Linked DNA regions of Mus musculus: regions 2 and 3 are each linked to region 1. Evidence: chromatin loops called from intact Hi-C (ENCODE). Cell type or tissue: heart. All regions are shown on one strand.

What was found. Hi-C counts contacts between places; a loop is a spot of excess contacts. Peaks named below come from ENCODE experiments on the same cell type or tissue, not always from the same donor. Only the 100,000 strongest peaks of a DNase experiment are listed, where the experiment ranks them.
Region 2: a loop joins it to region 1, with 2.0 times the contacts of the local background. A loop is called at or near these places in 2 of 42 quality-filtered maps.
Region 3: a loop joins it to region 1, with 2.3 times the contacts of the local background. A loop is called at or near these places in 8 of 42 quality-filtered maps.

What each region holds. Positions count from the first base shown.
Region 1 is chr7:66,835,359-66,843,358 of GRCm38, reverse strand. It overlaps Adamts17 (a disintegrin-like and metallopeptidase (reprolysin type) with thrombospondin type 1 motif, 17), which reads right to left and starts at 3,624. Exons shown (of 23, transcript NM_001033877.4): 1 at 3,448-3,624; 2 at 2,741-3,111. The coding sequence starts at 3,523. It overlaps Gm33627 (a long non-coding RNA gene), which reads left to right and starts at 3,568. Exons shown (of 4, transcript XR_391554.2): 1 at 3,568-3,652; 2 at 4,563-4,647. In heart, CTCF peaks have their summits at 1,182, 2,716, 3,617 and 3,824 (motif pointing right); DNase peaks (open chromatin) are centred at 1,188, 2,858 and 3,718; H3K4me3 peaks cover 1,521 bases; H3K27ac peaks cover 1,044 bases; H3K27me3 peaks cover 1,914 bases.
Region 2 is chr7:67,107,721-67,115,720 of GRCm38, reverse strand. All of the region lies in intron 19 of Adamts17 (a disintegrin-like and metallopeptidase (reprolysin type) with thrombospondin type 1 motif, 17), which reads right to left. Among named protein-coding and RNA genes, the nearest start is that of 1700112J16Rik, 110 kb to the left of the region's middle. In heart, no CTCF peak of the experiment used is centred here; no DNase peak of the experiment used is centred here.
Region 3 is chr7:66,971,340-66,979,339 of GRCm38, reverse strand. The region is part of intron 8 of Adamts17 (a disintegrin-like and metallopeptidase (reprolysin type) with thrombospondin type 1 motif, 17); the gene reads right to left. Among named protein-coding and RNA genes, the nearest start is that of Gm33627, 140 kb to the right of the region's middle. In heart, no CTCF peak of the experiment used is centred here; a DNase peak (open chromatin) is centred at 4,309; H3K27ac peaks cover 465 bases; H3K27me3 peaks cover 1,001 bases.

The DNA.
Region 1 (8,000 bases):
GAATTCTGCTGGTCCTCCATCACCCGATGCTAGTCACAGGAGGCTTGGGTAAATTCATTAGAGGAGATACCTTCTCCACCAGCCTAAAGCTCATTGCTTTCGGATTCCATGGTTACAGGAATCCTTCCAAAACTACGCTACATCTAAAGACTCTGTGAAATGTAAATAAAACGAAGCAGCAGAAACAGAAGTCAATTAATCCTTGGGCCTGGGGTCTTTGAAGATCCAAAAAGTGCAGCTGGCATAGCTCTTCCTGATAAGACAGAGAAGGGGAAACACCACAGGCCCACACCTCTGCCTGCTGCCAACACGGGGGAAGGGGGTGAGTTATACTCTGTGCCCTATAAACAATTTAGCCGTGCTCTGTCCTGGTACTGTAGCTCCCCTTAAACAGACTCCCAGCATCTCTGAGCACAGACTGCACAAATGCAAGGAAGACAGACAGAGTGTACACTAGTCCTGCCCCTTGAAGACACAGCCATTTGTAGGCATTGGCCATGGCAAAACATACTAACGGCCGAAATACTAGCCAGCATCCAGGATAGAGGAGGTTGAGCAGAGCCACACCCACATATTTATATGCCTCCTATATGTGTTGTCACTCAAAAAGGGCAGCACTGAGAGACATGACTGAGACTAGATGGCTCATAAAGTATAAAATACTCACTTTCTGGGAAAAGCCTGCTAATATCTGCACAACATTAGTCTTTGGAGACAAGAAGGCTTTCAGAATACCCCCACCCAATAGCTAACAAGAGCTATCTTCTGGACCATGGCCCCTACCCATGTCTGGTAGCTGGGACTATCCTGGCAAACACACACATAACTGCACACTTCAGAGAGCTTCTGGCCTAGTCAAGGGACCTAGCACAACTTACCACCCACCTGGGTGGACAACCAAGCCAAAGGTGGGGTGCAGGCCAATCTCAAGTAGCTTATGCTAAGAGACCGGCTCCCAGTCATGTCTCTTCCCTCCCGCTCTCAGCCTCTGCCTACGTGTACTCGAGGAGAGTGTCCAATGTGCAGCTTGCACGAACAGGATGAGTAAGGCAGACTAAACAACAGCAGTGTCTCCTCAAACTGGAATTGAAAAATCTAAAGACTTAGAATTCCACCCGCAACTGGGGTGAACTCAAGAGTCTTGGCCGGGTTCCTTTCTCTAAGGCACAGCGCCCTCACATGGTGCCAAAGGGCAGCGCAGTCTTCCTGAAAAGTTGGCTCAGATGCCATGAGAGGAGGCTGAGCAGCCACTCTGGGAGGACTCTACATCAATGTTCTCCAGATTTCCAGCCTGGGCTCCTTCACAGATAGCTCCTCGCTGGAAACTTTACACCAAGAAGTATAAACTCTGACCTCTCCAGAAACTCACGAAACCGCAGCAAATGGGATTCAGATGTTTCTATGCACCGTACGGGGGTGTGACCTAGACTTGAAACACTTTGGCAAAAAAATGGGAGAAATGATGTGGGCCTCTGAGTCCCTCCCAGAACATGATACAGCGCTGACCCGAGTCCTACAGTGATCTGAGCCTTTCTCACTCCACTTAAGCCTCCTCGCCCACAGCCCACACCCTTTGTCCCCCCGTTCAACGATAACACCTACCAGACCCCACCACAATCTGCTTTGCCTTCTTTTGCCAAGACTACCAATGTCTCCCAGTTAAACAAAAGTAACCCATACCCTGAAATGAGACCTTTAAAGATTCCTGAAAATTAGGCTGCTCCTCAGAAATTACATCCACAGGTCCCCCAACCCTGACCCAGTACTAAGAAAGCAGAAGTATCGAGCAAAATCTCGGAGTCTTGGGCTTTCACGCTGTGCTCCTGGCTGTGTAGGTGGTGATAGAAAGCAAGTGAAGGGGTGGCTTCTCTGGCCCACTACCCCAGAGGTCTGCTGTGACAAATGTAGGGAAACAGCACAGACATTGTAAACTGAGTGATGCCAGGCTTTGGGGGGTGGGGAGGGCAAACCATCTGCCAGCCACGTGCTCTTCTTGGGGGCACCCTGGAGAAGCAGAGAAGAACTTGGCTGGGCACCAACGTAGCCAAGTGCTCAAGTGTGAGCACAAAGACAGCAAAACCACCCCAAACTTCTGTGCCTCTCCGTGCACTTGTCACAGGTGTCTCAACAAGGCGAGGCAAGGTCTTCGAGAAGAAAAAGAGTAAGAGCAGGGCTTTCCCCTGGGACAGGTGAGCACCGCACAGTTCTCACCGAGGGAGCATCCAGATAAATAAATACCTACTGCAGAGTAAGGCACTAGAGATACTGACAACAGTTCCTCTCTTGGTCTTACCTTTTCAGCTAGCAAAAATGAGACTAACCATGGCCTGCCTGGGGTCCCCTCCTAATGTAAGAAGGCTCAAGGGACAGAAGAGAAGTGCTTAGATACCCCATTCCTAGACAGGGAATGAACACTTTAGAGCTTCCCCATAACGTGCAGAAAACATACACACCTGTGCTGATGCTGTCAGAGTGGGAACGACAGGTTCATATTCTTTCCTCTAGGTGAGCTATAGCTAATTTCTCAATGCAACCCCACCTCGGCCAGGTTCAGGACACAACAGAAGCCAGGACAATAACAGGCCTTCCCCTGTGTTCTCTCTCCTAGGAAGGCACAGTCTGAAAGGGCCAAGTGAAGGAGATGGGAAGGTAGGTCTTCTCCCGCCCAGCCCTCCGCGGGACCACCCCAGGAGAAGTAACAGACTGGGCAAGGCAGACCCATAGGGGGCGCGGGCAATACCAGGCCGCCGGCGGCGCCGCAGGCGCTGAGGGAGACGAGGGAGCCCGGGTGGCCCAGGACTCGTCCGGAGTAGAAGCACAGCTCGGCAGGATGTCCGCTGCGCCCCGAGACACCCGCCTCCTCCACCTCGAAGCCTGGGGACAGGAAACGCAGGTCGCGATGCAGCTGCAGGTATAGGTCGCGCCCAAAGGCCGGCAGGTGCAGTAGCAGGGCGCGCTCTCCTTGCCCTGCTCGATGGCCACCTGGAGATGCTCGCGGTCGCCGCCACCGCCGGAGCCCCGCTGCTCCCGGCAGCAACTGCAGGTGCACGTCCTCGGGGCGCAGCCGCCTCGGGAGCACCACCTCCACGTCGGCCGCCGCGTCGCCGACAGCTGCGGGGAGAGAGGACACGCGTCAGCACCAGCCTGGCCACCAGGGCTGCCGGCCGCTCCGGCGCTGACTCGCAAGGCTCCGTGGGTATCGCGCAGCCGTGACCCCGCACTCCCTTCCCTCCCCGAGCCGGGCCTCTCCAAGCTGGCGAAGCCACTCGATCGCACCGGGGGTCAGCTCGCCATCCGCGTGCCGAGAGGGAACCAGAGACCAGTTCTCCGGCCGCGGCCTTCACTCTCCTCCTCAGGGGATGCTGTCAGCGGTCCACCTATGCACCCGGGCGCCGGGATGCTTCGGGAAGGCACCGGGAAGGTGGCCGCGAGAGCTAGGAACGCTACCTGTGCCCGGGTCCAGCCCCCACACCAGCAGCAGCAAGGACAGGACGAGAGGGGGCAGCAGGGTGCCGTCACACATGGTACTTGGGACCAGCAGCCCCCAAGACTGTAGTGATAGAGCAGGGACTCGCGAGGCGGCGAAGCCAACCGGAGTGCAGCCCTGCAGCCTTTGGAAAAAGTAATTAGCGCTGCGGACAAACCCAACATGGTAAATACTAAGCCCCACCTTCTCCTTGGAAAGTAGGCGGTGATTGGGCTTTTGCTTTTCTCTGCCCCGCCTTCCCTGTCCGTATTGGTTAGGGCCGGTCGAAACCAACGTGCGTAGTTAGGTTGTAAGCACTTTCTTACACGTGGTTTCTAGGCAGTAGGTAGGCTGTGACACCAGGTGGCAGGCGCGAGCCGGCTCAGCTGCAGCATCTTGGAGCAGCCAGGAGGACACCAGCCTGGTCTTCAGTTTGTTCACATTTGGGAGATCACCTTTGAGGCTTCCTAGGAAGATAGGCCAGACCAACCAGTTCAGTACAAGAAAAAGAAAATCTCTATGTATTGAAGTGACTCCTATTTTTGATTAGTTTGGGCTGGAAAGACGCAGCCCAGTGTTCCTAGCACACCTGAATTCATGCCTGACTTCTATATCTATGGTGTTTGTCCACACCCCGCAGGCTTCTTGCAGTCTATACTTTCACAGAATCCAAGAAGGTGAGAGCATAATAACACTCCCCTGAAGACTGGGAAACTGAGAAAAAGGAAATGTAAGGAGCCTGCTTAAATTGGACAGCTAGTATCTGTCAGAGCCGTGTCTTGTGTCTGTGATCCTGACTTTAGGTCAGGTGTGTTTAGGGAGGTATATTAGCTGCGCTTTGCATCGCAGGACCCTGGAGAGCTGAGAGGCAGAGCCTGAACTTGAACCCAGCCTTTCACGAACAGAATGAGTGTTCAATTTTCCAGCAGAATCTAGCCAGATATTATCCCTAGCAGACCCCTATGGGTAATCCCATTGGCCTCTTTAAAATTGTCCTACAGATAGCAGGACTGACTGAGCACAGGGATACCACAGCAGTCACAGATGGCTCCTCATCTCTCCCTTTTTGTCTGTTTGCTTGCTTGTTTTCAAAAAGGCCCCTACTCACCCCTCATCACAGGATCCAGACTTCATCACAGGGCTGAATTACCAGAAAGCATCCAGAGACGAGGTAAACACTGGTGAGTTTCCCTAAGTTTGGTGCCCCTGTCCTGGTAAGCTGTCTGCAGCTCTCCACAAAGGCGTATCACAGAATGTGCTGCCGAGCCAGTCTCTGATCTAGTGGCTGTCACTCACCGGTTGGCACCCTCGGGTGACTGGCAGCATGGGTCAGGCTCTGTTGGTGGCTATGAATGAGTAGGGCTTTGCCTCACTTGACCATGAGAATTTGACTGTGACCTCAACCATGTCATGGGAAACAGGAAGAAAAGGAGAAGCCTTAGCCCTGTGTGAGTGTGTGTGTGTGTGTGTGTGTGTGTGTGTGGTCAGACAGCAGCTAGCTATTCTGACAGCCCAGGAATGTTTTTCTTCTGAGAGTTGTTCAGTTTTTTCTCTGTAAATCAAGGAGCTAAGCTATACTGCCTCCCCTTGGAGGGTGAACTTCTAATCATTTGGACTACTCTTGAAAATAATAACAAGGGTCTGCGAGATACCTGACATACCATTAGCACTTTGTTAGATTTACTGAATATATGAATAAAAGAAGAAAAGTGATTGATTAAATCAGATGTTTCAGAGACTCCTCCTGTAACAGGGCCCCAGATATTAGCACAACTGACTCCAGGATGGAGATACTGTTTAGGCTGTAAAACTCAGCATCACCCTCCAAAACCAAACCAGAGGCCCATAACAACCATAGTTATAGGAAAGTCTCTAAATGGACTACTAACCTTGCTCTTTGGTTTCTGTAGCTCTGCCTCTGGCTAACTGTTCTCATTAACCGTATATCAACCCAGGACATGGATTTTATGCTCAAAAGCTCACCCTGAAGAAGGCTCAGGACTACATTGAGGTCCTGAACATGCTGTGTAGTTGCCGGCTTGCTGATAGACTTTCTATTGGCTTAAACCCACGTGTGAGCAGTCTTCTCTGCTGACTACCCCAACAACACTCCAGCTGTCAAATGTGCTAAGCAAGCATCGAACCCATGCCCCTCTCCCTTCATTGTTTGTCATTCTTTCTTGTCTGGAGCTGTTTCAGTTTGGCAAGTTCATGGAGGTTGGATTAAAAACAACAACAATGATTAGGGGCCAGATGTTAAATAGTCCTCTGTAAGCGAGAAAGCAGTGGGACATGGAAGGCCTCCGTTGTTTAGATAACCCCACCTTGCTAATGTGTATGTCTGTACGCAGCACCCCAGGCATTGCTGATGCATAGGAACACTAATAAACGTTTGCCAGATGATCAGCAGCCCAATGCTGTCTCTCCTCTTGTATGTATGCCGCTCAAAGTGTTCTTCCACAATGAAGGATGCTTTGAAAGACACAACTCACAGAGAAACCATGACCAACTCTCTGTAACTAGACTGTGTCTAACAAATACACTTAGTTGCTAATATCAGAGCTCTGCTGGGCTCAAATAAGCAGAGAGAGGCTGTTTATTACATGCTGTTTGTCTTATGTTCTAAAACCAACCACTGCAAAGGAACCATAGTCAGTGAGGGAATGAAGAGACTGGAATCTGACCATTCATAGTGGGAAAGTAACACTGGGCAGTCTCTTTTGAAGTATTGAGAAATGTCCCAAAAAATTAAATATAAAGTTACCATATGGTTCAATGTATAAGACAGAGATTGCCAGAAGCTGGGGAGCAAGAGGTGTTACTTAATAAGCATAGAGCGTCCATGTAGGATGCTGATAAGGTTTTGAGATGATAATGGCGCTGGCTGTGCAACACTGCTAATGCATTTGATGCTATGAGTCATACACTTGAGATGCTAAAATGGTGACTTCTTGGTTAAGAAAAAATTTCATCACAATAAAATACAATACGCAAGGAAATACACCCAGTTCTTTTAAAATGAGCAAAACTCAGACTTCTTACCAAAGAAGACAACTAGGAAATAAGATTTATAAAGATGGTCAAAGTTTTTAAATGAGCAAAAACGGTTGTTTGTCTTTGGTCATATGCAAAGGAACCACAACGAAATGACTATTGCATGCCTACTAGAAAGGGTTAAAACCAGACAGCACAGCAACGGAGGACTGGAGGGCGTCAGTGGAACCAGAACTTACAGGCACCAATGGTAAGACTGTGAAACAGTACAGCCCAGCCGCTTTAGAAAGCGTTTTGACTATTGTCACTACTTGGTTATTCATTCGTTTTTGAGGCCAGGTCTCATGCATATCAGTCTGGTCTCAACACTGAGCCTGCTGCGTGGCTGAAGATGACCTTTAACTTCTGACGCTCCCACCTTTACTTCCTGCGTGCTGGCTTTACAGGCAAACTCATGCTTTTCGATGTGTGCTGGACCAAACCCAGGAGTTCTAGCATGCTAGGCGAATACTCTACCAACTGAACTATAGCCACAGCCCTTAACAGTTTCTTTAAAAATTAAGCACACACCTACACTGCTATTTCCTGCTCTTATACAAACCTGTATACCCACACTAAGAATTGTGAAGGATTGATGGCATACAATGTTAGTGTAAGAATCCCAAACTGGAAACATCCCAGGTGTCGATCAACATGTGAACAGATGTACAGAGTGTAGAAAGACCATAGCCAATGGGCCGCTCTAGTTGCTTACAAAGAGGGATGAACTGTTAATGCCTGCCACAATATAACTTAATCTCAAAATGATTATTAACTGGAGAAAGCCACACTAAAAAAGGCACATTGTGTATGGGTTTATTTATATAAAATTGTAGAGAATACAAATGAATTTGGTAGTGGTGATACACAGAGGAAGGATGCTGGAGGACAGGAGGAAACTTTAGGGGTGTTAAGAACGTCCATTGTAAATTGTGGTGATAGTTTGAGGGGTGCTTACATGTGCCATAACCAGTCGTGAACTTGAAACATGTGCAGTTTTATATCCCTATAAAACGGTTTTGAAACCAGCGTTGAACTTGAAAATTCAAACAGTGAGATACAAATTTGATCCGATACTCTTATGCCATTAAAGTTCAAAGCAATAGTATAAAGATGGCAGGTTGATGGAGCTGTGGGTACCAAATATGTAGCTGATCGGCATCCTTCTTAAGGAGCGGAAAGTGGGGGATTAAGAGAAAAAGGAAAGAACAAAGGAGAGCCTTGGTATGATTCTGTGGCTGGAACTGGCAGAGCGGGATGAAACCAGATCTGTCCAGCTAAGATCCTGGGGGACAGGGTGCCAAAGGTGGGGGCACAGAAATGGGTAAAGAAGGGGGGCCACAAGAAGAGAAGACAAATGGATCTTGAAGATATTGCTGGCAGTTTCCCTCCCAGAGGGCTTGGCTGTGAGCCCGACTACTCTGGGGCTATCTGAGGGTGAAGTTACATGGCTATCGAATTCTCCTTCCCTGGAGCCTCCAGAAGGAAGCTTGCCAAGAAT
Region 2 (8,000 bases), 270 kb before region 1:
TCCATTTTCCTTGGCACAGGACTTCTGTCCCTTGGTATGAATGTCCAGCTAAAAAGAAGCCAACACTTTTCTCGGTCTCACTGTGGTGACAAGGTCTTTCCTAGGACACCTGTCACTTTGTTCACCATGTGTGTTGTGAGCCTGAGGGATGGGATGTGCAGAGTCTTGCCAAGAGTCCTTCCTCCCCATGTGACACCAATCAACACCTTAAGGACCAGGCGTAGCCGCAGACTCTCCTCTCTGCTCAGGACTGTGTCCCTTTCTCAGCTCCTGGCAGACTGGGGCTAGCAACTCTGATGAGAACCATCAGACAGCTTTCACATATGCCATTTATAGTTTCTGAAGACAGGAGACTGCTTTTATTAAACAGATGTGTGTGAAGGAGGAACAGTGTGGAGTTGCAAAGGTGACAGAAGGAGCCTGGATGGGCTGTCCTCCCAGGGGAATCAACAGGGCCCCTTTAACAGTCCCACATGAGGCTTCAATTCCACCTCTCTCCACTTAAACTCAAAAGTTATGAGTTCTCATATACTGTTCCCTGAAAAGTAATATTATTCACATATTTGTTTTTTAAAAGAGGAAATGAAAATCTGACGTGCATCATGCCGGCCTGTGGATATGAGCTCGCTTGGAAGCAGGCATTTTTGCTTTCAGAGAGGCCCAGCAACTCATGATTGTTCTCCTCGGTGTGGCCAACAATGAACGTGTTTGAGGGAAACAATCTTCAGCCCTGAACTCTGACTTTAAAATGTCTTGTGCCCACTGGATCCTAAACTCGAGAAGGTGGGGGGCTTACCAGGATCTGTGACTTCTCCGTGCTTTTTGCCCTCAGACAATTATGATGATTTTATGTGTGTTGTACAAAGAGTGAGTAAGTAAAGGAAGGGTTGGGGAGACAAGAGGGAGGGTGGAATGTTGTCAGGAGTGGGGGAAGGAGAGAGGAAGCTGGCAGTTTGTCTGTCAATACTTTGTTAAAATATGCTTCAAGGGAAATTGTTTCGACAATAGTTTCTCCAGATACTACAACAGATGTGTGTTCAGCAATGTTATAAACCTCTGTAAAGATTTAATATAGTTGACCCATTCTATAGGTAGGGAGACTGAGGCACTGTGGGGTTCACTAGCCTGCTCGAGGCCATTCAGTAACGAGTGGCAGATCCACTTTCCAGAGGTGTCATTATGACTTGGCTCACTTGCCAAAACAGTGAACTCATTGAAAGAGCATCTTCAATATACTCAATTATGAAACCACCACCATCTAATTTTGGAATGTTTTCATCACTTCCACAAGGAACCCATGCTTCTTCGCTATTATCCCCAAGACCCAACCATCCATTCTTGTCCTAAGTGGTCACTAATCTGACTCTACACATGTCCCTGTTCTGAAAGTGGCACAATACAGCATTGTCCCTCTGACATCACTTCCTATGACATCACTTCCTAGGATGTCACTTCCTATGGCATCACTTCCTGTGACATCTTTAAGGTCCATCTGTGTTGTAGTGTGAGTCATTGTTTCCTTTCTTTTCAAGGCTGAACACAGAAATCAATTGGGAAAAAGACAATCAGATAGTGGGCAAAAACTAAGGGAATGAATCACAAAAATAAAAATGCTGGATAAACATAAAAATAGGCAAATTGCTGACGCGTGACAAGAAAAAAATTAATTTATCACCACTTCCTGTCCACAAAGCAGCAACACAAGAAAAAGTAACCAAGTCACATTTTATCTCTTAACAGTGAAATGGGATTTCCTACTTTATGTTGAAACACTATACAGTGGTCCTATTTTAGGTCCCATTTTACCTGTAAGGGGTCGTTGCCAGCTGCTAGCCCACTGTGGCCCACCAGCTGCCATCCCACTGTGGCCTGGTACTGGACTTCCTCCATATTAACAAGCCAAGTTGAGAGAGCAGCTTTCTTCTGAGCTTTCAAATGTTGGACTCTAAAACCTTGAGCGGTCTGTGTGGGCCAAGTCGTATCTGCCGAGGAATTTGGCCCTGCAGCCTCCAGTCTGGGACTTTACACTTTAATATCCCAAGCTGGCAGCTGTGGATTTCTAAGCAAACCCCTTAAAGGCCAGGGTACCTTACCCTATCTCCCGTCCCAAGGAGGCACAGAACCACTGGTTGTCATATGCCACCCCATCACTTTTTCCTGGGTTTTGACCTTCTACGTTTCTAGGAGACACACATGTTACTTTTGCCTTCAGGTTGGCTTAACAGGTTAGCCTAAAACATTCTGCTCTAAAAAGAGGGAAAAACAAGAACAACAAAAAGAGGTCTCTCAGAGGGATGATGAGACATTGGTTCCTCCAGGATATGTACTGAATAATACCCAATAGAAAGTCCCCAACCCAGAGAGTTACAAGCAACGTCTCAGGCCCCGTTAACACCAGCAGAGGACCCTTACAGATGCCTCAGCTGCCTGGCCCAAGATTACTCAGCATGAAAAGATGCAGGCAGATCTCCTCAGCATTCTGCCCTAAGGCTGTCCAGCTTTGGCTATGAAAAGGCTCAGAATTTTATAAGACTCAGGAAATGTTCCTAGGGGGAGTTCTCAAGGGCTAGAGTGTGCCAGCTCTGCTGCTTCTGGAAGTGGCAATGAAGCAAAGGATTATTCCAAGTGTAGGATCTGGAGGTCCCGAGGCACAGCCCACCCCCGCAGCTGGATGCCCTGCAAGGGTTCTGGTGCACAGCTGTAAGGGGGAGGGGCTCTGCCACTTCCTCCTTAATACCTTTACCAAAAGCCACACACTCAGTCAGTCCTGACTCCCTGAGAACATCCATCCACAGGCCAGCTAGTCTCCTTAGCAACACTCCAAGGTGACGATGACCGTTGGTCCAGTTTGAATCCCTGGTGACTGTTAATGTGCCACCGTGTTAGAAGTGGCGGCTGGTGGTCATGACATCTAAAGGCCATGTGGGTGGTGAACCTGAAAAAAAAAATGCCCCAAGGTGACAGACAAGCTGGGTGGAGCCACGCAGACACAGCTGGTGCCCGCAGATCTCAGCCCTGAGTCAGCGGCTGGCGCTGGGCAGTGTCGACCTTTTCATTTGCCTACACCGAGCAAGGGTGCCTGGCGAGCAGGACACGTCACCACAAACCTCAGAGCAGATGGCAGTGGGACACTTGTGGCCCCAACAACCACTCCTTGTTTCCCTCTGTCTGACTCCTGACTTCTCTGGGCTGTGGCTGCTGACCATGCTGTCTTGTGTTTCTCCAGCTCCTCTTCAAAAGCAGACTGTTGTTCAGTTTGGTCTTTGGCAATTCTGTTAGCATGGATTTTTAAACAGAAGGTGTGGTGCTTGAAGCTGGGGAGGTGGCTCAGACTGTGAAGCCTGGCCGCACAAACCCGAGGACCTGAGTTTTATCCCAAGCATCCACTATAAAAATACAGGTGTGGTCCTGTATGTTCCTATGCTTCGAGAGCAGGGGAAAGGACACAAGAGGACCCCAGTAACTCCAGCCAAGAGAGTCTAACAACATAGCAGCAAGCTCTGGGCTCAAGGAGAGGCCTTGCCTCAAAGAATAAAGTGGAGAGGAAGACACTTGATGCTGATCTCTAGTCTCTGTTGGCACTGGTGCACACGCGCATGCGTGCACACACACACACTCAGAGAGAGAGAGAGAGAGAGAGAGAGAGAGAGAGAGAGAGAGAGAGAGAGAGAGAGGTGGGGATGAAGATGGAGTTCCTAGGATGCTGGACCTCCAACTCTCTAACCCCTCTACCCTGTAACTCACTGGTGTGACTGCCCACGGTGCGTAAGGGGTAACAGAGCCCAGTATGCCAAGTCAAGGAAAGGGGCTCAGCTTGGACAGTTTTCCAGTCCACGTGTAAGACCCGGTTATGTCCTACTAAGGCAACCCCCAGGGAGATCTCTGTTCTGGCTCCCTCCCTCCATGTCCACAGTCACCTCACCTGAGGTACAGCGACTAAGAGGCCATCCCACGTGAGGTCTCTTTAACTTCAGGCCACCCCTGTAACTAGCTCAGCTGTGCTACTTCCTTACTCTGTGACCCTGAGCAGCCACTATACCTGCTGACCTTCAGAGCCTGGGCCTGACTTTCTAGACAGCCATGTTGTCATCCATTCAGCCCTCGCTCCTCCTTATTTCAGTGACGATTACAGACCATTTCCAGGAAGATGTGCAAACAAACAAAAATAAGTCTTCAGGTTAAGGAAAGTGGAATGAGTTAAGTTCACGGCACAGGCAAGTGCCCAGTTACCCTGCTTTGGTTGGCCATGGATGCTTGCTTGGGTGCTCCTCGATCCAGAGATGTTGGCGTGGCTCTCTCTGCCTGGCACTTTTTCCTCATCCCTCAGCTGGCCATTGCAGGTGCTCCTCCAAGGCTCCCCACAGTCCTATACCTTTCTGATCTCTGCTTACACTTCCAAGACTCACTAGATGGCTGGAATGATTCTCCTTCTTCGAGAGCATCCTAGGCTTGCTATGGGCTTGAGACTCCAGAGGGTAAAGAGGCCTGGGTATAATTTGGGAGCCATACCCATGCCTTTGACTTAAGCTACCCAGCCCAGCTGCCCTTGGGTTCAGAGTTTTGATCTGTGAAATGGGTATTCATGCCACGGAGAGATCATATATGGCCGACTATATATTTCCTTTCCGGACCAACTCAAGATTCCAACAGGCACAAAAACCAGTTTAAAATGTACAAGTCAGAAAGCTTCCTTCCACCCCTGTACCCTCCCCCTCCACACGCCTCAGCCACATCTTCCTCTCTTCTGTAGTGAGCCTTGTAAGACAGCATGCTCACAGCTCAGCTCCAGTGCACGGGGAAGAGTGTGCATTAATACATCGGCCTAATAAAGCAAGCAGCAGTTTCCTATAAAAAGTTACAGTGAGATAAATCTATGATAAAATATTCATGCCCTTTGTCTCACTTCACAGAACGCTTCAAACATCCCAGCCGAATGGAGTCAGAGCAGCTGCTGGGCAGATGTTCCAAGGCAGGCAAATGAGAGACAATAATTAGTCCCAATTAAGTTCTCAGTAAATTATGTAAGGGAGGCTTCTAGCCATCCTGCCCTGCATGGCTTGCTGCTGCGCCAAAGGGAGCGAACCCGGTCCAGCATGATTTAGAAACTCCGGACTGCAAGGGATAATTCATGTTCTCAGTGAACTGCAGAGCCTTGGCATGAGAGGAATTAATGAATCCCATAACCGCTCTCAATTGAAAATAATAATTTGTTAATAACTCTAATAGCTAATGAGCTACAGGAGCCATGTTTATGAGTCCTCCCGGAAGAGAAGAAAGAGATCTGGTAGGTTTCTGGGTTTATTAAGTTGGTGGCATTAAATCACCCTGGGATGCTTCAGAGATTTTTTTTTTCCGGAAAATATCCTATTAGATGGTCTGTTTTCACCAGAATACAGCTTCTCTTCCATGTTTATCTGTTTCCTGAGTCTCTGCTCAGGGAAAGTTTTCAGAATAACCAAGGACTGGGGTTTCCCACCAAGATTCCCAGAACAGATATCCCACGTCATCCTGTTATACCGAGTTTGTGATATATTTTCCCTCCTCCAGGTGTTGCAGGTTGGCAATTTTCATGGTTGGGAATGTGTGTGTGTGTGTGTGTGTGTGTGTGTGTGTGTGTGTGCACGTGCACATGCGTGCATGTTTGGGTGGTGAGCGTGCACACATACACCCTTGTGTGCGTGTACATACAGAAGCCAGAGGTCAGTGTCAATTCCTTGATTACTCTCCTTAATTTTTTGAGACAAGGTCTCTCTCTGAACTTGGGCCTTGCTGTTTGGGTTGGACTGGCTGGCTAATGTGATCCTAGAGTTGACCTATATGACCCCCTTCCCCAGATGCACCCCTCTCTGCATGTACAACTCTTACATGGGTGCTAGAGAGCCAAACTGAGATGTTTGTGCTTCCACAGCAAGTACTTTTCACTCTGGCCATCTCTCAACCTGTGGGATGACTAGAAAGCAGTTTACTTAGAGAATCTTACACAATAGTCTACTCTGTGGTACATGGCCTGGCCACACCGAGCGCAGGCAGCCATCGTGCATCCACAAAGGCCTGCTCATGTCTGGCTGTGATGATCTTTGTCCATGCCTTACCCTTGGCTCTTTTGCAAGACAGCTTTTAGCACAGAGCCTTGCGCTGGTAAAGAACCTTGAAAATGCTTTTCTTTCACATCGTTCTGAGCTCTGCATCAATCAGGAGACGTGAGAACTGACTGAAGCTCCCTAGAGCGCTCCTCGTACCGTTCTCTAGAGAGCTGTGGGCTATGATTCATTCAGTTTTAGGAATCTCTTTGGCCTTAGTTTTCCTTTAGTTTGTAGAAATTATAATGATAATTTATGCATACAGCAGAAAATCTGGAAGGCCCCTAAAACTATAAAGGGAAGGAACACAGAACACATATGAGCCGACTCTTTATCACACATATTTTCCATAACACCCAATGTCATGCATGCCATAAACAAAACATTTCATATTTTGTTCCACTATTGATAGTAGAAGCAATCCCCAGATGATTAGTGATTTTTTTCTAAATATTGACTTTTTAAGGCTTATGTAACACTCCTGTATATAATCAGAGCCATAAATTACCTAACCAGTATATATGGGTTGACTATTTGGAGAGTTTCCATTTTAACCTCCCATATTTTGGGTGATTTTCCGAAGGTGGAGCTAGAAGTCCCGAATCCAGAGTGATGAGCAGGGTAGCCAGGGAGGAACGTCCTGCCTGCATCTCTCCATGACACAGGGCTCACTGTACTCCAAGCTGGCCATGCTTCTCCTCAGCAGCCTGGATGGGCCTCAGAGGAGTCACACCCATTCTCTAGATGTCAAGACCTGAAGTACACAGAGTCTGCTGTCCTCCTCCTGCAACACACACGGCCTGTTAGCTGTTCTTCACATGGCACAGCAGCCAGCCCACTTGGCTTCTACCCACCTCTTTGCTGTGGACACACCCTGCTGGTCAATGCGTCCTGAGCATGTGGCTCCTACAAATCCGTGTCTGGGTGTAGCCTGACTGGCTTCACGCTCAGCGGACCTTTGCGTGTGCCAGCTGTGATGCTCTCTAGTCTTTTGTGGACTCCCAGGCAGGTGAGGAAGTGGCAACTCCCTCGACGTAACCTGTCCCTGAGAGGCAAGGTGGGCACCTTTCTTCCTGGATGCCAGAGCCCTGTGGCACACAGCATGGCCTCTGTTCTAGGATCTGGAACACAGCGTAAAACCCAGAAGGGCACAGCTGTACTCCTAGGGATGGAGCTGGCTTCCCTGCTTGCTCATCTTCCCACAAGCGAACTTCCACGAGGCGGAGAGGAGTCTCCTCACTTTAGGCCAGCAGCAGGCAGAACCTGGCACCTTGTAAGCACCCAATAAATCCCTGGGGGAGAGTAACAGTAATTGCATAGCAGGTTAAGTGCTCAGACTAAGGTCAGTGGACACCCCAAGGTCTCCTTTCTAAGAGCTAGTGCCAAATGTAGGAAATGGGGGTGCCATACCCCACATCTGTAACTGTATGTATAACACAATATAGATATGTTTAAAAAAATATATGTGTTTTTTTTTTTTTTTGCTTCTAACTCCTCATCCTCCTGTTTCTGTCTCCCAAGTACTGGGTAACAGCTGGAGGCATTCATCCAGCTTTACAATGCATTTATTTCAAGGTAGAGGGAATTTCGTACTTTTCAAAATTTATTTTATTAATTTCTAGATTTATTGTTTTGTGACTAATGTTTTAATATTTCTACTCTATGGAACCTACTGCGCTCTTTATGACCAACACCATAATTAGATTCTGTGATTCAAACAGCAGAAATGGAGGCACGTACTGACTACATTTTAGGTGTAGTATCTGACACAGGTAACATGCCGTTTGGCTATGTTGTTTAGGCCTTTTCTATCTTCCTCATTGCTGCTCTTAATCTATCTCAGTGAGAGTGCTGGGTCGATGTCTCCTGGAACCAATAAGATTCCATTGCCTTGCATCCTTGTGGTTTATAAATACTACA
Region 3 (8,000 bases), 140 kb before region 1:
CAGTGACAAAGACAGAGCCTTCCTGGAGCTCCTTTGCCAGATTCTGAACTGGACATGCGACAAATGAGGTCAAAGTGACAATTGTGAAAGAGAGGGGCCCATCCAGTGGACATCAGGGGAGGAAGGGCATTTCAGGGAGCTTGCTCTGCTGAGAGCTGGACTGTGCAGCAGGCAGCCCCGGGAACTCGGAGGCATCGGTTCCTGCAGGGGAGGAGACAGTTTTTATGCTCTTGGATGATTAGAGAGCAAGTATCACGGAGCAGACTCTTGACTCTTAATTAACCCAAGTGTTCCATCTCTTCTAGAAGGCCCAAATACGGACAACGGTAAGCCCACTAGGGGTCAGTTACCAGACTGTTAATCATTGCTTTTGTCTGAAGGAGTGATATTGGTGAAAGTCCCTGTGGTCATCAAGTAGATGTTTTATCCTTTGGTCCCCAGAGTATCTGAAGCTGCTCCCCAGCAGGGGTCCTATGGGATTTGTCACATCCTGGATGTGGAAACACACGTGGCAGTGCACAGACAGCCTGATTCCCCAGTCGGTCAAGCACAGGCCTGGAACCCTGGTGATCCTAAGAGACAGCAGGTGTTCAGCTATGCTTCCTGGGCCCCTGGCTCCTGTCACAGCTACAGCCTCCCACAAACCCCCTGCAGAGAGGTGTGTGGCCATCAGTCATGTAGGCAATGCCCCAAGCTCCTGTCTGGACTCCAAACTCACAGTTACCTGGCAACAGCCAGGTATGCTCCTCCCCACAGTTATATGTCTAACCTCCCACCCAGGAAGCCTCCCTGTGCTCCAGCCACAGCTTCCACCAAACCAAGCTAGTCACCCAGGCAAGACAAGAACTCTTGCCCCCACGGTAACCTGCCACAGCCTTCTCCATGCCCTTTTCCCTTTGGCCCCTGGGTTAAAGTCCGCCCAAGGGTCTCAGCTCTTCTGAGACATCCAACAGTGTCTGAGAACCTGAAGTCCCTGGCTCTTCTGTGGTACCCAGCGGTGTCTGTGGTGCCTGAGAGCCAGAGCCCAACTCCAGTCAGTCCCCAGGGACCTCAGACTGCACCTTCCCCACCCCTGGAGCAGGGTCCTGCAGCTTCTAACAGCCTGATACTTGCCCAGCAGTGCTCAATCAAGCTCCCTATGTCCACCTCGCCCGGTGGCCTGAGCCCTGGGCTGGACGCAGGACCCCATTTTTTGTTCCACAGAAATACTGGAACCAAGAGTGATGTGGCTTCTAAAGATCACTGGGATGTCTCTTCCTTGTTCCCTTCAACAATCCATACTGTTGTCAGCCGGGGAAGTCACAGCAGGGCACAGAAGCAGGTTCAAGCTCCCAGGGTCACACATCCCAGGACCACAGGGCTCTGCTTCTTGCCACACAGATTCCTGTCTTGCCTCCCAGCCCTGGATCCCAGCCTCATCAGGGATCTTGATGTTTCCTAATGTGGTTCAAAGCTACCAACCCATGTCCTTGGCATTCCCTCTCATCCTTATGCAATCTAAGAGTCAAAGAATGGCAGAAGTCTGCTTTGCATAAGCCCTTTCTTAGCACCTCAGAATATGGTTATATAGAATGAGGACCTTCTCCAGGATAGTTATGAGCATAAAGGATCCGATTTTGAAACTGGCAGATTTCCCTCAGTCCTAACCCATCAAATCACCCTAGAGAGCTATAAAGATGTGAATTAAAATTCAGGAGTGTGGCTATATGGAATGAGATGGAATCTTGAAGCTTAATGATTCCAATGACTTGATTCAAATGATGGCCCCTCCCCCGCCATGTATATCCACCCACTTATTGCTATTTTTCCCAAGAGGCCACTCTTAGATTTATGTGCTGGTCCCTGGCAACTTCTAATGTCCTGCTGGGGTGTCAGCCACAAAATATGTGAATGCACAGCTCTCTCTAAAATCCCAGGTCCTTCAACTGGGACTTTCTGCCACATGATCAAGTCACCAGCCACATGCAAGGTGCAAACATGCCCTATATACACTAAGACGGAAAAGGCTAGAAGGGTCCTTTCTCAGAGTATGCCAGGGCACAGGCCGCTGGCAAGATCCCCGAGGTCTCAGCATCTGCAGGTATCTGTAGGTTTTTGGTTTAAAATTTCCTACTACTGGTAGGCATTGGATGCATGAGGGCTTCAGCCGGGAGAAAGGGTCCAACCCTTTTTAGGATACACCTATTCTACAGACTCTAAAAGACTGGCCACATGGGAAGGTAATCTTCTTAGTTAGTGGTTCTCAACCTTCTTAAAGCTGTGACCCTTTAATACAGTTGGCTCTTCATAGTGTGGTGACGCCCAACCATAAAAGTATTTCACTGCTACTTCATAGCTGCAATTTTGCTACTGTTATGAATCACAATGTAAATATCTGATATGCAGAATATCTGATATGTGACTCCAAAGTGGTTGAGACCCAAAGGTTGAGAACTGCTGTTTTATGAAAAGGCAAGGGGATATATAATGATGAGGGAAGAGATCTTACAGGACTGTAGCCCAGTTTCTGTCCCTGTGTGGGAAGCCCATTGTGCTGCAGCCCAGGCTCCAGCCCAAGTCTCCACTTAACCACTTGTAGCTGTGGGAAGGAAATGGCCTTGCCACCCAGAAGATGAGGCTAAGATGACTTCAGAAGTCCCTTCTAGCTCCAAGAAGCATGAGAAAAGTCACTTAGCTGAAGCTGCCAGAAGCCTCGGCAATCTAACGAGAAAATTGGATCTCATCTAACTCCTGGCAGGGTCTTTAGTGGAAGGGAGCTCTAAGGGGATTTCAGATGGAGCTCTTCAGCCAAACTCAACTGTCTTCCCATCTGTGCACACCGCCATCTTGGATGGCTTCGCTTTGGGCATGGCAATCCAGTGGATAATTAAGCACACATCATTCTTGGAGTAAAGACTGGGTACCGATACAGGGGCGCCTCTTCGCAGCTGCGTTTTATATCATGGTGGACGACATCTATGTAACAGTTACTGGTCCACACTGCTCGGCATGCAGGTGGGACTGCATTGGCAGGCTTGGGGACAAGCTCCTGGAGCAGCTTCCTAGTGCTCTGTCCCTCTGTCTGCAGCACGGTGTCAAGCCTGGCCTGGGCACACAGAGGTTAAGGTTCTTTCAAGGAAGGGAGCTCTGGGTTTCCCAGAGACTTGAAGTGCCTTCTCTTCATACAGGCCTCATACATACATGTTGAGGTGGCAAGGGAAGGGTTGTAGTGTCTCTGCAGTCCTGAATGCTGGGCCACTTATACGAACATCCTTGACGCTCTGATCACAGCAGCAATCCCGCTCGAAACCTCCATCATGAGGTGGATACAAAGACTCTTGGAGGAGGGGAAAGAAGAATCATGTGTGGCGTTTCCGGGTCAGCTACTCTGAGAACCCTCTAGACCTTCGAAAGTTGTATCTGTGCTGAGGTGCTATGGGGGGGAGGGGCAGCTTGATTTATGTGGCAAGCTCTAAGATTTTTAAGTAGCAAAGTTTGAAATACGGACTAGTACACCAATGAAAATACAAAACAAGAAACGAGGTCAGCACGTTGTGTGTCTCTCTGAATTTGGGTAGTGACACCACATCCAACAACAAATGCTAGGTACTGACTTTTGCCTTTGGTGGAGGAAGAGGGGAAGAGAACAGAAATTATACCCCCAAATCTCTTTGAGACTCCCTCCTAGGGAAACCTAAGCCCTTGCAGGTAGCTACCACCATGATGGCCCTTTACTAAGGATGGAACCATAGCTGACCAGGGACTATGGAAGCTGACTAGGAGATGGAGATGAGGTCAGAGGACCAGTGGGAAAAACCTGCCAGAAAACCCTATGCCACAACCAGACCCAAGACACCACACGCTTGTTAGAAGATTTCTCTCTTCTTGGCCCTAAAGAAGGCCAGGCTCTTAGTGTACCAACTGTCCTAATTCTATCTAGAATAAAAGCATCCCCTCCCCCCACTACACACAAGATGTCTAAACAGTTATGACATTACAGAAAGTCTCTGTAGTGCCCTGTTAAAAAGTTGGCCCATCTGTCAGCATGCTATACCCAGCACCTCCAAGGTACAGCACACAAGCCAGACACACTGCACAGGATGCTAGGAGGCCACCTGCCAGCCCAGAACTGTCCTGCATCCCCTCAGCGTTCCTCACAGGGTACCAGCCAGTCCTTCCTTAATACAAATTACAGACGAGCTTCCACGCCTCCCACATCTGGATTACAGTTTGCTTTTCTTCCTGTTCTGGGGCCAAGACAATTCCTTTTCATTTGAACTGTGTCGACTTCAGTTATGAGAACATTTCCCCCACCAGTCTCTCCCTTCCTCTCCCCTCTGCTCCAGACATGCTTCCGCCTACTTCCCATTGGCTGCGCGTCCCGGGGAGACTGGATCCCTTGTGTTCTGAGTAGCAGAGGAGTCGAAAAGTCCTTGAGTACACACACACGGTCAGCTGCATTGTCTCCTGACACCTGCTGTCCTCAGCTCACCTCTTCAATGTCACACTCTTGACAGGAAACACCCACAGTGAAGAGGTTCCGGTTCCGAGGTGCCATGTGAACTTCTAACGCCCTGGGTCCTGCTACATCTGTGTACCTGTGGCGTCCCAGGGCCTGTTCATGCTTCCCTACCTTTTAGTCAACCAGGGCAAATGTTTGTAAAAGAAGATGGCTCCAGGGTGCTGCATGGATCTGTGCCTCCAGGAGTGTACAAGTGGTCTGACTGTAGCCATGTGTAATGTGCGAGTGCCTTCAGGTGTTTACGTGACAACTAGATGGCTAAACAGAGTTCCATATCGGTGCATTTGATATGAGACGGCGCCCCTCCATGTCTCCATCATAGTCATGCCTCTGCCAGTCAGCTCCACACTTCCCATCACACATTATTTTAGGTTCTGCGTTGTACACTTAACTAAGGTGTCCTAGGAGGTGACTGTTGATGATATGGAGAATAAACCTGCCTACAGCATGACTCCTCAGAGAAAACTCAGTGTGACCAAGGGGACAGGGTCCAGGAGGGCAAAACAGCTTTCAGCACCACTGTGGCTCAATTTGGAAGGAACCTCAGGAGGATGGGGATGTGGGAGCAAGAAACAGAAGCAAGAAGGTGGCTGGTGCTAGGAAGAGCATCGATGGACCCTGCATGATGCTGTGTGGCTCTCACCTGGGATAAGGGAGCCTCCTGGAGAGCCATGCTAAGGCTTCTCCTCAGGACAGCTGACCTGTGGTAAAGAAGGGCCACTGGTTTATCTACTCACCCAGGGCACACTGACGTAGAGCACTGCTCTGATGGCTGCTAGGCCAGGGCGCAAGCTTCTATGAGAGCAGCCTGATGTGCAGGGCAGGGATCGTAGACCAGAGGCGGGGTAATTTTCAGAATAGGGAGAAACTTGCTCTCTGAAAAGTGGACATTCACAGCATGGGTTTCCCATCTCCCCAGCAGCCCACCTACAAGGCTCTATCTTTAGACATTGCCTAAGACCACTCTGCCTTACCCACTGAAAGGCATGCTGTGTGTTCTGCATGCCACATTCCACATGCACGCATGTTGTATGCACAGGTTCTGGGTTTCCCCGGTCCTGGCATATCAGCTCTCTCTGGTGTATATCCAGCCTCCCCCTGCATTAGACACAAGGTCTCACCAACCATGAGTCTCTCCTAGGCCTACTGCGAAATTCAACATGACCTCTCAAAACATAACATACTCTCTCAGAGTCATTTTGTCCTACAACTTCAACTCTGAAATTCTGTCTATCTACACACACACACACACACACACACACACACACACACACACACATACACACACACACACTCATGTGCAGGCAAATGTTATGGTATACAGAAACCCAAGGAAGTCAGAAGAAAGTATTGAATTCCCTGGAGCTGGTGTTACATACAGGGGAGGGAAGGAGGGATAGATTTCAACACATTATGTGCACCATGAAATCCTTAGACAACAAAAAATTTAGTTGTGAGCTACCTGACATGGGTGCTAGGAACTGAATTCAGGCAAGTACTCTTAATTGTTGAGGACTCTCTCAATCCTGAGAGCATATGTTAAAAAAAAAATCAGTGCTACCAATGTTATAGGAGTAACCAAGCTCCTTCTGATTAAATTCAGAGCCTGCTTCACAAGGCTGACATCATGACTGGCATGGTTAATGGGGCCAAGAGCCCATGGCTGGGTAGGAACCATGACTATTATTTTGCCGAGTGGACATGGTATTAAAGTGCCTTCTAAGGACTTCATTATACCCATAGATAGAGCAGCTCTCAACCCTCTTCGGAGATGCTTCTTTTTTTTTGTAGTAGATGATAATTAACATGAAGACCCACAACTGGTCAACTCTTACAGGAAATGAGACCAGAGGGTACACATCCATAAACAAGACAATCTACACCACACCCTCTTCTCCCAAGGCTCAGGGGTCATTACAGAAAAGAGATTGGAAAGACTATAAGTCAGAAGCAGTAGCTGACTACAAAATAGTATTTTCTAGCTATAGTAAGGTAATCACACACACACGTGGACTCACAGGAGCTGTCCCTGCATGGATGAGAGAGAGAGTGACAAAGCCCCAGCCTTAGCTGGGGAACTATTGGCAGTTGATGGTGACTGGGAGAAAGTCAGTTTTCTTCAGGGACGTGGCTCCTAAGAGGCTACTCACCTTCTGTTCAATGGCCCATGTTCATACACAAGTACACATACTGGCAGCATGAAGGAGATGCAAGGAGTTTAAGAGAGATAGGGGGGATTGGGAGTGATAATGGTGGGGCATACAGAGAAGAAATGGATGGGGAGGGAGGGATAGATTTCAACACATTATGTGCACATAGGAAATCCTCAGACAACCAAAGATTGAGTGCTATCTTCCCAACGTTGTAAAACGTTGTGGCTCCACAATCCCTACCTCTCAGGGAATGTGAAGCATCTAACACAGCACCCAGCCTAAAGTACATGGTCAGTAAATGAGTTCTGGTCTGGCCTAAGCATCATCAATCACTGTGTTACCAATTTGTGTCCTTTGTGGATGATTGACATTGCCAACCCAAGAATTATCTGTCTCATTTACAACTGTGTGATCTGTGTGATTATTAAGATAGAGTCTTTTACACCATCAGACACATCAGCTCTTGATTAGTTCAGATAAATCGAGAGGTGGCTCAGTGGTTAAAAGCATCCACTGCTTTGCGAAAGGATGCAGGTTCAAGTCCCGGAATCCACCTGGCAGCTCACAGCTCTCTGCAATTCCAGGTCCAGGGGATTTGACATCCTCTTCTGACTGCCTTAGATACCAGTCAAACATGCAGGTACACCCCCCCACACACACACACAGACAAAACACTCATATACTTAAAATAATTATTTTAAAAAGATAAAGCCATGCATATATACAAAGAGACCCCCGAGAAAGACTAAGGAGGAAGCACAGCTCATGGATGCTGAAAAGAAACCCCTCATCCTACCCCACTGAGCTTCTGGTTTCCTTAAAATCAAATCAGAAGTAAAATCATGAAGTCAGCTGCTTCACTGGTTAACAAATAAGAGTGTGTGGTTCACACAGGAGGTGACTATTCCATGTGCACTGGGATCGGAGGGCAGCTGCACACAGGGGTCCTGATAGGAGGCAGGCTAGTAAGGAACGGGAAAGCCGCTGAGACCCAGGAGTAAAGACTCGAAGCTTGCATTGGAAGCCTCCCATCATCAGTACTGTGTCAGCAGGGACTGTGTCCTGGGGACCCTGTCACACAAGTGAGAGGAGGCAGGGCTGGACCCGCTCCATCCCAGAACATGATCCATGTCGGGGTTTGACATCTCTGAAGCAGTTTGGTCTTTCACTTTGCTGAGAATGTAGGCCTTCCCTTTTCTAAGCAGTCCAAATGGCCCACCCTGAGCCCCCATGGTTTTGAACTAGGGTGACCAGAGGGGACTTCAGAGGACTGTGTGGCTTGGCAGGTGGGGGCTGAGGTGAGGAGGGTGCTACTGCCCAACAATGACAGCACTCAGATAACAGAC